2 separate regions of the Homo sapiens genome follow, and region 2 is linked to region 1. A link is a contact called in ENCODE Hi-C or POLR2A ChIA-PET data. All regions are on one chromosome and are shown on one strand. Each heading gives the region's core, a stretch centred on a gene start or an enhancer-like site at or near the end of the contact. The rest is flanking DNA. Distances are from core to core; before and after follow the strand shown.

Region 1 (6,377 bases), core at 2,946-5,445:
AGTTTGCAACTAGCCTGGGCACCATAGGGAAACCCTGCCTCTAAGAAGAAAAATCAGTATGTTCTTTCTAGAGGATATTTCAGCAATATATATGTTGTATCAAAATCTAAACTATGCATGCTCTTTGTCCACTAATCCCACCCTTAGGACAAATCCCAAATCTGTGTCTCATGCCTGTAATCCCAGCACTTTGGGAGGCCGAGGCAGTTAGATCACTTGAGCTCAGGAGTTCGAGAACAGCCTGGGCAATTTGGCATAGCCCTGTCTCTACAAAAAATACAAAAATTAGCTAGGAATGGTGGCACACACCTGTAGTCCCAGCTACTAGGGAGGCTGAGATGAGAGGATCGCTTGAGCCCGGGAGGTCAAGGCTGCAATTAGCTGTGTTCACACCACTGTACTCCAGCCTGACACTGACTCAAAGCAAGACCCCGTCTCAAAAAAAATAAAATAAAGACACTTAAATTACCATCAGTGGCGTTTAACAAATATATTGTTATTTAAATTTTGGTACATGGAACACTATTTATACGGTAATAGTGGAGTGGAATTTCTGATCTAAAGATGTTGATTATGCTTAATTGTTTTTAAGAATTTGGGTTCACATTTAGGTTGAACAAAGTAGAGTTCTTGTAAAGGAATGTGGCCAGAACAGTAGCCAGACATGAGTAGCCAGCCTGTCAAATTAGGAGCAGTTGAGGGATTTGGGACATAGAGATTAGATATATCTAGGACCAGTAGAGGTTAGAAGGCAGATGTTGGCTGACTATAAAGAGCGGTCTGTCCATTTGTACTGTTGAGTAATAGCTAAATAGCTAAATAATGAGTGTCCCATGACTGGAAGTATTTCAGCAGAGGCTGGAAGGACCATTCAAATCTCAGCTTTTTTTTTTTTTTTTTTTTTTTGAGACGGAGTCTTACTCTGTCACCTAGGCTAGAGTGCAGTGGTGCGATCTTAGCTCATTGCAACCTCCACCTCCCGGGTTCAAGCAGTTCTCCTGCCTTAGCCTCCCAAGTAGCTGGGATTATAGGTGCCTGCCACCACGCCCAGCTAATTTTTGTATTTCTTTTAGTAGAGACGAGGTTTCATCATGTTGGCCAGGCTGGTCTTGAACTCCTGACCTCAGGTGATCTGCCCGCCTCAGCCTCCCAAAGTGCTGGGATTACAGGAGTGAACTACTGCGCCCGGCCCAAATGTCAACTTTTGTATCACCTTATCAAGATGTCTTTTTTGACTGCCCTGGCTAAAATAGCACACCTTCTTTACCTCTTACTTTTATTTTTTTAAATTTCAAAATAGCCAGGAATTGTATAATTAATCTGGTGTCTCTGTTACCCTCTGGACCAGCTGACGTATTTGTTTGTTTGTTTGTTTGTTTGTTTTTGCTCCATGTGGAGCAAAATATTGTTTGTTTGTTTGTTTGTTTGTTTTTGCTCCATGTGGAGCAAAACATTGTTTGTTTGTTTGTTGTAAGCTCCATGTGGGCAAACTTTGGCTGTATTGTATTTTGCTATATATCACCAGTGCCTAGAACCAGGCTTAACATATACTAGGTATTTAGTAAATATTTGCTGAATGAATGAATATTAGAGAAGGTGATTCATGCATTTAACTAGGTGACCTCTTATGCCCATATTTTATGGGCCAAGGTACTTTAATGCCATTTTTAAGTCTCTTCAGGGCAGGTACCTTTTTTTCTTTTTTAATAATAAATGTAACTATCACGTGGTATGCATCAGAGTTTATAAAAACACTTTTATAAGCATTATTTACTAAATGAGATGGCTTTTTCTCATCTGTAAAGTCTTAGCTTAGACATTTCCTCTGAAGAGTATCTGTCCATGACTTTACTAAGATAGCTCCCAGTCTCTATCACATCACCTCATTTTATTCCCTTCAAGTTCTTTTCACTTACTGCCTTGTTTATTTATTGTTTATGTGTTAGTTGTGTCTCATCATATACCAGCATGTAAATGAGGGCAGGGACCCCTGTCATATTGCCTGGCACATAGAGGATAGTTAATAAGTATCTGTTGAATGAATAATTGAAAACATTCAAATTATACTGTTTGAATATTTTGAATTATAATGTTGGAATAATTGAAAACACTCACATTATATATGTTTAAATTATAAAACATTATACCTATGTTAGTTAATAATATTAATCTTCGTAATAATCTCTGAGCCCAAGGATGAATGAGATTTTCATGTTCTGCAATCTCAAGACAACCTGTACTACCTCGTAAACTTTATCATTATCATAACAGATTATTTGTGTTATGTTTATTAATGTCTCTGTTTATCTCTAGACTGAAAGCTCCATGAATTGAGAAATCATGTCTTACCTTGTTCCCCTAACATTTAACACAGTTCTTTGTACTTGGAGAAGTTTAAATATTTATTGAATGAAGAATCTATATACAATCTTGTAAGACAGATATTGTCTTCATCTTTCACATGAGTAAACTTAGGCTTGGAAGGATTAAGTAATTTACCCAAGATAGTTAGCTGTAGAAACAAGACTTTTACCAACATCTTCAGACTCCCAATATTACATTATTTAAACTACACCAGTAGTAGTTCTTAGTCACAGATGTTAATCCAAATTACCTAGGGAGCCTTGGAAAATACATATTCTCAGGCCACACTTGGAGCCTACTGAATAAGAACTTCTGAAGGTGAGGCCCAGAACTTTGTTTAAAGAAATGAGACTATAAGTATCACTTGAGAGTCAATGATTTATACCAGAGGTCTGGCAAACTACTATTGGGAGGTCAAATCCAGCCCTCTGCCTGTTTGTGTAAATAAAGTTTGAGTGGAACAGCCATGCTAATTTAGGCACACATACTGTCTGTGGCTGCTTTCACACTGGAGTGGTGGAGCTGAGTAGCTATGACATAGACTGTATGGCCTAGAAAGCATAAAATTTTTATTATATTGTCCTTAACAGAAGACTTGCTAACTCTGGATCTATACCTTGGTGCCTGTCCTATTTCTTTTGTGGTTACTTTAGTGCTTGGAGATATGGCAGAATATTATGTCTGGCTTCATCATGGGCATTACAATAGGTGTCCAAACATTCTTACTAAGTCATAAAAATTATCTTATTTTGCAATTCACCTGATAATAAGGAACTAAGCCTTAGGTAGCCCAAGAAGTCAAATAAAAGGAAAATACCATCTAGGTATGGTTCAAGCCAGTCAGCCATCACAGTGGGTGAACTACTTTAAACAGAGGTTCCTTTTCATCCAGTTAGTGATAGAGTGTTTCCTAAGTGGTAAAAGGGCTGAGGTTTCTAGCCTGTGTACATTACAGAATAGGGATTGATTACCATGGTTGATATGTATAATGGAGAACTGTAATTAATACCCTAATTGTTGTGGTACCCCTGATGCTGCCATTATTCTTAAGACCAAAGTCTCTTTGGTGCTTTTAGTCAGAACTTAAGCTAATATAAGCAGTTACCCAGGACTGACCAAAACTCTTGATCTGTGCTTCCTAATACAGTAACTATTAGCTATGTGTGGGGATTTAAATTTAAGTTAATTAAAATTTAAAAAATTTAGTTTCTTACGTACCCACATTTCAAGTATCCAATAGTTATGTGGCTAGTGGCTACCTTATTGGCTAGCACAGATACAGAACATTTTAGTCAGCACAGAAAGTTTTATTGGACAGTGCTGCTCTAGATGCCAGAGTTGAAGATTCTCAATCCAGGGAAATCCAAAACTTACTATTTGATTTAATCTTTCATTTGTAAGGATGGAATAATAAATTGTAATGTTTTATTTTTCTAACAGCAAACAATGATGAAATGTATTCAGTCCTTGCTTTAGGGCCCTGTCAACTAGAAGCAAACTCTTCATTAAATTCTGATAACGCCTTTAAACCTTGACTTCAGAAAATAGTCATCTCATTTGCCCTATGGACTAACTGTCTAGTCATGTTGATTAATCATCAGCTAGTTCATGAAATAGTTCAGAACTGACTGTGATTTCTGGCCAAATCTATTTGGCTTAGTTAAGGGTAGTGGGAAAGGAACCAGTTATAAAACAGAAGCTATAAAATAAATAGAGTGTAAAGTCTTGGCATCATCTTTGGAGTGATTTAGATTTCTTCATTCAGTGACTCATTTTTATTCCCAGCATCTAGTGCTTTTTGCATGGCCCAAAGGGGCTCTGTGCTGCTCCACTACAGAGGAAACTTCAAGAAATGCTGGTTTGCTACAGTGTTTTAGCTTGTGAGATTCTCTGGGACCTTCCCTGCTCCATCATGGGGTCACCTCTAGGTGGGTATTAGGGGGAGACTGGTAATTGGTTTAACCTTTAAATAAAGAACTTGATAATCTTTAGTGATCCAATGAGGTCTGTATCAAATGTTCCTGCCTTAAGATGTTTTCCCTTCCCCCAGCACAGTGTCACCTTGAAGATTGTTTATCTAGGACAGTGTTCTTCAAACTTTTAGAGGCTGTAAGGCCAGTTCAAGAGGCTAAAAGATTCTACAGACTCCCCAGCTTGTTCTTATTTACTATCATCAGACATGCTTCCCAGGTCCTACTTTGCTCTAAATTAACAGTTCTTTGTCACTTTGCACCCCAGAGCAACACAGCGGTGGCTAGGATGGGGGTGCAGCGGGGGTAGGTGAGAGAGAGCCAGTTTTTAGAGTGAGGATTCAACTATAATCTCACTCATCTGGCTTCCCCTCCCCTCAAATCATCTCGCCCCTTGTCTCTAGACAGCCTTTTCTTCATTCTTCCTGAGCTGAGATGCTGGAATCCAACCATATTGGGTGTTAAAAGCTGCCACTTGACAGCGGTGAGGGACCTTTCCAAGAGTCAGATTGTTCAAAAGGAATCTCCCCACCCACTTTCTGCCTCTTCTATTCTGTTTTCCATTAGCTTCCTGGTCACTTCTTTGAAGTACTAGTATATCTTGCTTTGGCATTTTGGATCACTTTAGGAATGAACATAAATAACACCCTAAGCCATCTTTAGACCATTATTTTAAAACGTGAATCTAAAACATCCGCTCAGGTCACTTAGATTCTTCCCCTTAATACTCCTTTGAGCTCAAACAGGAAAAAAATTATATTTTTTATGCTCAAAACCAGTCTACAAATAGCTTACTGTTTAGTGTAGATTATACCCTGAAAACATTTTTTTTAGGAAGTTGACTGTGATATAGATTTCTATTTCCTTTACAGGTCATTTTACCTGGGACAAATACCTAAAAGAAACATGTTCAGTCCCAGCGCCTGTCCATTGCTTCAAGCAGGTAATTGATTTTCAACATCTTTAGTAGGTGGAAGATAAGTCATTTTTTTATGGTTTTTAGACAATCAAAACAGGAGGTGGAAGCCCTTGGGCTTCTTACCTGAGGGCCCCAGAATAAACTTCTATGGGAAGAACACAGCTCAAGAAGTAAAATTTGGTCACTGTGAGTTTTGGCAGCAGACATTCTTTCCACCTTCATCCCAAGTAACACCCTTGCCTCCTTCTTTACCTCCTTGAGGATATTCTGTGTTACTGAAAACAACTGCTAATTTTTACTAGAGCTCTTAATTCGGACAGGAAAGAGAGTTATAGTCCATAGACATTGTTGAAAATGGAGCAGTATTTCTTTCTCTGTACTCAGCACTCCTGTCACAATCTTATCTTTCTACAAGAATGTTGACACTGAGTCCCACTGTGAAGCATCTCAGGAGCTCATCAGAGGTCATCCAGAGTTTCCCAGAAGGATTAAGTAACCCAGACAATGCACAGATGGTATTGACTGTGTCAGTGTTTGATATGGCTGATAAGCAAAGAAGTGTTTGGTGCTAAACAAAGTTAAACGTCAGGAAGTTACCTACAATCCTTTCCTTTAGTACTCAAGGGTTATTTCCTCAAACTGTCAACATTTCAGGTTGAGTTTGAATTTTGTCTGTTTTCTTTTTTTTTTTTTTTTTTTTTGAGATGGTGTCTCACTCTGTCGCCCAGACTGGAGTGCAGTGGCGCAATCTCGGCTTAATGCAAGCTCCGCCTCCTGGGTACATACCATTCTCCTGCCTCAGCCTCCCGAGTAGCTGGGACTACAGGCACCTGCCACCATGCCCGGCTAATTTTTTTGTATTTTTAATAGAGACGGGGTTTCACCGTGTTAGCCAGGATGGTCTCGATCTCCTGACCTCATGATCTGCCCGCCTCGGCCTCCCAAAGTGCTGGGATTACAAGCATGAGCCACCGTGCCCGGCCATAGAATTTTGTCTGTTTTCTAAGTAGAAATACAAGTTCAGGACTTCTGCTCATTTGAAATAAAAGGGACTGAATTTATACTTCCACCTGAAACAATTTATTTAAAAAGACAACATATGTTAATAATGGTTTGTTTTGTTT
Region 2 (5,832 bases), core at 3,333-5,832, 230 kb before region 1:
GCACAGAGGGGGCATAAAACCAAAGTTCATGGAGTGAATGAATGAATGGATGAATGAATGAGCAAGTGTCTGAATGGGGAAAATGTTCCAGCCCCTGCTGCAGGTGCTCAGGGGAGGAAAGCTTTGGAAAGGGGTGAGGAATGGCTCTGCATCTGCCTGAGCAAGTATGCAGCTATGCACATGCTGGTCTGTGTGTGCATGTGCACGTTCGAAGCCACACACATGTAGGTCTATGGTGTCTGCTTCTAAGAACCTTTCCTGGGTCCATGTTCAAGCTCTGTGAACACACTCATTCTGCTGCCTCCTCTCTGAGAACAGGGGATGCTCTGTCATGGGGCCCAAGTGCCTCCCTTGATGCCATCCTCTCCTGGCACCACCTCAATAATGGTGACTCCAGAATTTCTATATGGGGGCATTCTTTAGGGGAGAAAGGCATTCTAAGGGGCTTACCTTGAACCTGTATAGCAAGTGCATTGTTTTTACCAAGACTGAATGTTTACTTGGGAGTCTGGGGTACTGGTGCTAATAAGAGTGCTGAAATCACACCCTTTAGCATAGGGGGAGCTGGTCAGGACAGCCTCCAAAGACCCCCCTCACCCCGCCACTTTTCTCAGCCTGGCCCCCCTCCTCCCAACCTTCCTCTGGTCCTTTGGAGGTGAAGGATGAGGTGGAGGGGTGGGGTCCTTGGGGCTCCAGGCTAGTGCAGGCCTTACCCAGTTTGGGACAATTGATTCTGAGCCTCCCTGACCCAGCCTCACTGTAGAGAGAAGGAGCTGAGTGGCGTGAGAGGGGAGGTCTATAAAGAAATAGGAGAGGAGGTGTGGGGAGAACAATCAAGGAATATCAAGGGAAAGAACGGAGGGGAAGGGGAAGAAAGGGGAGGAGGAGAAAGGATAGGAAGGAGGTGAGAGAGAAGAGAGAAGACGGGAGGGGAAGGGAGAGGAGGAGAGGCAGGGAGGCTGAAAGCATTATCAGCACTTAAAAAGCCAGCGGCTCAGTTCTTCTTTGGCACAAATAATGGCTTTTTATGAATAAATCATGTGTCAGACGCCTCCCAGGGAGTGGGCATAGAGGGGAGCGCGTCTGCTGGGCTCCAAAGCTGATGGGGAAGAGCCAGTTGCAGCCCCCCAGCCACAGGGGTGTTGCCCCCTTTCTCCTGATGAGACCCAGCAGGACAGAAGCTGTGTCTGGAATGATCCCTGGCCTGAGCCAGGCAGAGCTCGGTCAGAGCTCTGAGGTGGTCCCACTCCTCCCTGCTCATAAGCTGGGCTGGATCCCAGGGTCTGGAGTGTCCCTCTGCTCCCCTCCCCTCCGACAGACAGCAGAGCAGCCCAGAAGACACTCCTGGCAGGGGAACACCAGTGCTGGTGCTCCCGGAGAGAGCTTTGTGCCAAGACAGGCAGGCAAGCCCAGAGAGGAGGGTGTGCATGGCACATGTGGGGACAGAGACAGCACCTCACACAGGCATGGACTGCACAGCCCCGGCACTTGTGTGGGCACACTTGGAGGCAGATCCACTGTCATTCCCACCACACACACACGCACACACACACACACGCCCAGCCATGTGCACACTCGGCAGGGAGAACCTCAAGCACCACCCCACCTGCCCAGCACACTCACTAACCCCTAACACACACACAGACACACACACACAGGCCCACACAGACAGACACATATGGGACTACATGGAAACACACAGCCCTGCGCACACACACCAGCGGCCCACCCTCCGTCAGCCTAGGGTGGGGGCAGTTCTGCAGCCCATATGGAGCCCACACCCAGCTGGGCTGTCTCAGAGGCTGGCTGTAGGGTGGGGCTGGGGCATCTGTCCCAGGGGAGGGGCCATCAGCCTCTATGTGCTCCCCACTTGGCAGGGACACCCGCCATACCAGGTTGGGTCTCAGCCCCAACTCAGAGCCCAGAATCTGTGCGGATTCTACTGGCTCTGAGTTCCTCTGCTCCTCTGCTCTCAGCCACCTCATCAGAGGCAGTGGGGGCTGCACGAGAGCCTGGGTGTTGGAGGTACACACTCAGGGGCTCTGGCCCTTGCCAATAGTGTGACCTCACACAATAATTCCTATCTTATTTACTCCTCAAAACAAATGTGTGAAACAGGTGCTACTGCCCCATCTTTCAGACCGAGAAAGTGAGGCTCCAGAAGGCAAGAACATTGGGTATTCCTTTCTAGGACACCGTCCCCAATCCCCTGGGGTCCTGGTTTTCCTTCTCTTCTCCTCTCAGCCAGTGGGTCCCTCCTGTGCCAAGATGTTCATCAAAGCAGACTTGGACTTCCTGCTCTTCCAACTCTGCAATCCTCCCCCTCCCAAGCCATTTCCAACCCCTCAGTGACACCTTCTGTGTTCCTGATTCTTGACCTCCCTTTCCAGCCCAGACACCTTCTGGGCTCTGACCCCACTATGCAAGTGGACACCTCAGGGCCACTATGTTGCCCAGTGCCAGAGAATGTCATTTCACGCAGTGTGTATGCTCCTGAACATCCCTCCCTCTGCTCCAAATCCCAAAGATTCTCATGAACTATAGCTCAAATGAGCACATCAATTTCCCTAGGGCTCCTCCTGCTTTGGTGTGCCCCATCTCAAGGAATGGCCCTGTCTCCCCAGATACCCAAACAAAAACCAAGCATCAATTGATGCTTCCCTGTCCTTCATCCCCCAGGTCCAATCCACAACCAAGTCCCCAATGACTCCATATCCAAAGTAGATGTGAATTCATCCTTTCCCTTGCAGCCCCACTGTCCTCCCCCATAACTTGGTTTGAGCCACATCAGCACCTCTGGCTGGGCCACACTGTCCCTCTTCCACTGTTGAACCCTCTGGCCCATTAGCCTCCCTGCCATCAGTAATCTGTCCCTCTCTGAACTTTAGCCACACTCAACTGCTTTTGGTTCTGGAATCCACACACCTCTTGACTCTGGGCCTTTGAACATGCCATTTCATCTAAATCCCCTTCCCAATGCCAGTTCCTCCTACCAAGCTTAGCTGAGGCAGCACCAGTCCAGGCACCTTCCCTGACTCAAGTCCAAGATGAGTGCTGCCCCATCATTCATTCCCACGACAGCCCCCAGCTCCTCCTCCGATCAGCACAGCTTTGATCTATAATCGCCTATTTGCTGGCCTGTTCTCCCCAGGAGCCTCTAAGTTCCTTAAGAGTAGAGACTGTGTCCGTGTGGCTCTAGGGCAGCCCCAATGCTTGGTATAAGAACTTAACAGGTGCTCACCGAATCTTCCTGGAATGAACGAGTGCAGGACCTGCGCTGAACACTTTCCATACCTTTCCTCATGCCTGACAGAAGTTCATGAGATGGATGCTACTATTCCATGGTGTAGTCCAGGAAGACAAGGCTTCAGAGGCTGAAAATTTGCCCGAGGTCACACAGCTGGCAAACTGTAGAAAATGGATTCCAACAGCAGTCTGTGCACCTCAAAGGGATCTCTTTTCACCATCTCTACCCTCCTTCCCAAGTCATTTTCTCTCTCTGACCTTGTTTTCTCATCTGTACAATGGGAACAAAAATCGTGCCCAACACAGAGCCTGGCACTAAAGGTTCTCAGTAAATATTTGTGCATCCTCTCCCAATCTCTGAGGCTTATTTAGGACGCATTTTCCTGGGCCAAAACTTCGTGCATGCACATGTTCACAGAAACAGGTGCAGAGCTCGACGAAGCACATCTTCAGCACGGGGGACTCAGTAGGCGCTTAACCAATATGTGCCGGGCAGAGGAGCATTAGTTTAGCAAAGGCTGACGAGTACCCAGACAAAAAGCCACAATAGTGACTCAGGCACATGAACCCTCCCCCTGCCCCAAGTTCCCTGTCAATTATCCTCCGCCACCACTCCCCTTCCTCTAGCCCAAGGCGCGGGAAATATTTAAAACAATTTTATTCATGAAAATATGCTGTACAATGCACTCTACACAGCCTCGACACGGCACACACGCACACGCACACTCTGACGGCACGGCCACGGTACACTGCCTACGATACGCGCCGGGGACGCCGCGCCCACCGCCCGTCCCGGCCGGACACTTATAAATATGGGAGAAGGGCCAGAACTGGCGCGGAGAAAGGGGCGTCGGGGTTGGGGGTGGACGGGGCTGAGGCCCGCTGCAGAAGCTGAGACCAGTACTAGGGGGTGGGGGCGGTTGAAGAGAGGGACTGACTCCGACGGGGGAGGGGAGAAGCGAGGGCCGGCAGGGATGGGAGGGGGAGACTGAACTGTGGGGGTGGCGGTCGTCGGAGGGCGATTTGGGGGTGGAGGGCTGCTCAGGGTGGATGGATATAGGTAGGTGTGAGTTTTCCGCAGAGGGTTGCTGGCTTCGGGTGGGTGAGACTAAGACCAGTGGGAAAGTGTGTCAAGTGGGAATCAGATCCGTGTTTGGGGTGGGCGCGGGGTCACGGCTAGGCCTCCGCAAATGAAACTGAAGATTTGTAAACGCTCCCTGGCCCATCTCCTAGTTGGCTTCCCCGACCACCGTCCACACCAGGCGGCCCACCCCGCTCCTCCCTACTCCCAGCCAGCCTGGAATTCAGCCTCCTCTCCCAGGCTTCCTGCCCAGGAGAAGGGGGTGGATCTCAGGAGTGTGGGCAGGAGCAGTGGGGTGCCCCGGCCCCTCCCTCCCCTTCCCCGGCGGCCGGCCTCCGAGAGGGGTCCCTAGCTGGGCTGGGGCCGCCTCCTGGGGAGCTAGAGTCGGGGGCAGGGACCCGGGAATCAGGATGGGAAGACAGAGGCCCCCTGGGGACGGGACGGGGCGCCCGGAGGCGGGAGGCGGCCCTCAGCCCGGCACCCAGCTCTGGTTGGGGGGCGGGGCCCCGGCCAGGCCCGGCGGCGGCGGAGGCAGGGCCGAATCGAAGTTGAAGTCCATTTCGTCGCTGTCCATGAAGTCGTTGAGGATGATGGACTCCACGTCGCACTCGAGGCTCCCGCTGAACATGTCGAGGTCCAGGTCGGCCGGGAAGCGGTCGGGCGCGGCGCCCAGCGGCCCGGCGGCGGCGGCAGCGTAGGGCCCCGGCAGAGCGTCCAGCAGGAGGCCGCCGGGCGGGCCCCCGAAGGCGGCGGCGTGGCCCGGCGGTGCCAGGCCCGCGGCGCCCGCCTCGCCGGGCAGCGTCATAAGGCTGATGGGGTGGGCTAAGGCACTGCGCGAGGGCGCGGGCGGCGCGTACGGGGCCGCCCCTTTGCCGGGGTAGGCGGCGGCTGCGCCCGCCAGCGCCAGCTCCCCCGGCGCACCCAGCACCGGGCCGGGCCTGGGCGCGGGCCCGCGGCCCGTACGCGTCCTGCGCGCCGTCCAGCAGGCCCTCGGGCAGCCCCGCGCCGCCGCCGCCGTGCAGGCCCAGCGGGCCTCCCAGCTCGGCCAGGCGGGGCAGCTCACCCGGACAGCGCGAGCCCAGCGCCGGCGACAGCGCGCTGGCGGGGCTTGGGTACATGAGCGGCGATGATGGCGCCAGGGCCTCCAGGGCCTCGTCGTCCTCCAGCTCGGCCGCCTCCCCGAGCAGGGGTCTCCCGCCGCCGCGGAAGTCGGCCCAAGCCTCGTAGTCGTCGCTGGCGTGCGAGGCGGGGCTGGCGGCCCACTTGGCTGCGGCAGGCACCGGCCCCGGGGCGGGCGCACTCGGGGAGCTGTCGTCCGGGCTTCGCTCGGGCGCCTGCAGCTGCTTCTTCTTGCTCGCCTTGCCCTTGATGCGCAGGAACTTGGCCCCGTTGTCCATGGACACGGCCCTGCGCCGCGGGGTCTTCCCTGTCTTTCCGCCCTCGGGGTTCAGCATCCACCACGAACTCTTGCCGGTGCCCTCGTTCTGCACGCGGATGAAACGGGT

The links. A loop is a pair of places that touch in the nucleus more often than their neighbours do. ChIA-PET counts read pairs that join two places held with the same protein, here RNA polymerase II (POLR2A).
Region 2: a map of ascending aorta shows a loop between it and region 1 (2.3-fold over the local background). The contact joins two enhancer-like sites. A Hi-C loop is called at or near these places in 1 of 168 maps with a recorded cell type or tissue (ascending aorta). POLR2A ChIA-PET finds 5 or more read pairs at or near these places in 2 of 52 experiments (AG04450 and OCI-LY7).

The regions. Positions count from the first base shown.
Region 1 is chr1:41,150,514-41,156,890 of GRCh38, reverse strand. SCMH1 (Scm polycomb group protein homolog 1) reads left to right here. Exons shown (of 16, transcript NM_001394311.1): 5 at 5,207-5,277. Among named protein-coding and RNA genes, the nearest start is that of SCMH1, 89 kb to the left of the region's middle. RefSeq lists a silencer at 63-252. Within about 2 kb of position 4,195, at least 5 of the 41 ENCODE cell types and tissues checked have a DNase peak (open chromatin) inside an H3K27ac peak, as active enhancers do; they include ascending aorta, where a contact is called at or near this core.
Region 2 is chr1:41,381,646-41,387,477 of GRCh38, reverse strand. FOXO6 (forkhead box O6) reads right to left here. Exons shown (of 3, transcript NM_001291281.3): 2 at 5,270-5,832; 3 at 3,888-5,268. The coding sequence ends at 4,797. Among named protein-coding and RNA genes, the nearest start is that of FOXO6-AS1, 8.9 kb to the right of the region's middle. RefSeq lists an enhancer at 1-408 and a silencer at 5,192-5,241. Within about 2 kb of position 4,582, at least 26 of the 41 ENCODE cell types and tissues checked have a DNase peak (open chromatin) inside an H3K27ac peak, as active enhancers do; they include ascending aorta, where a contact is called at or near this core.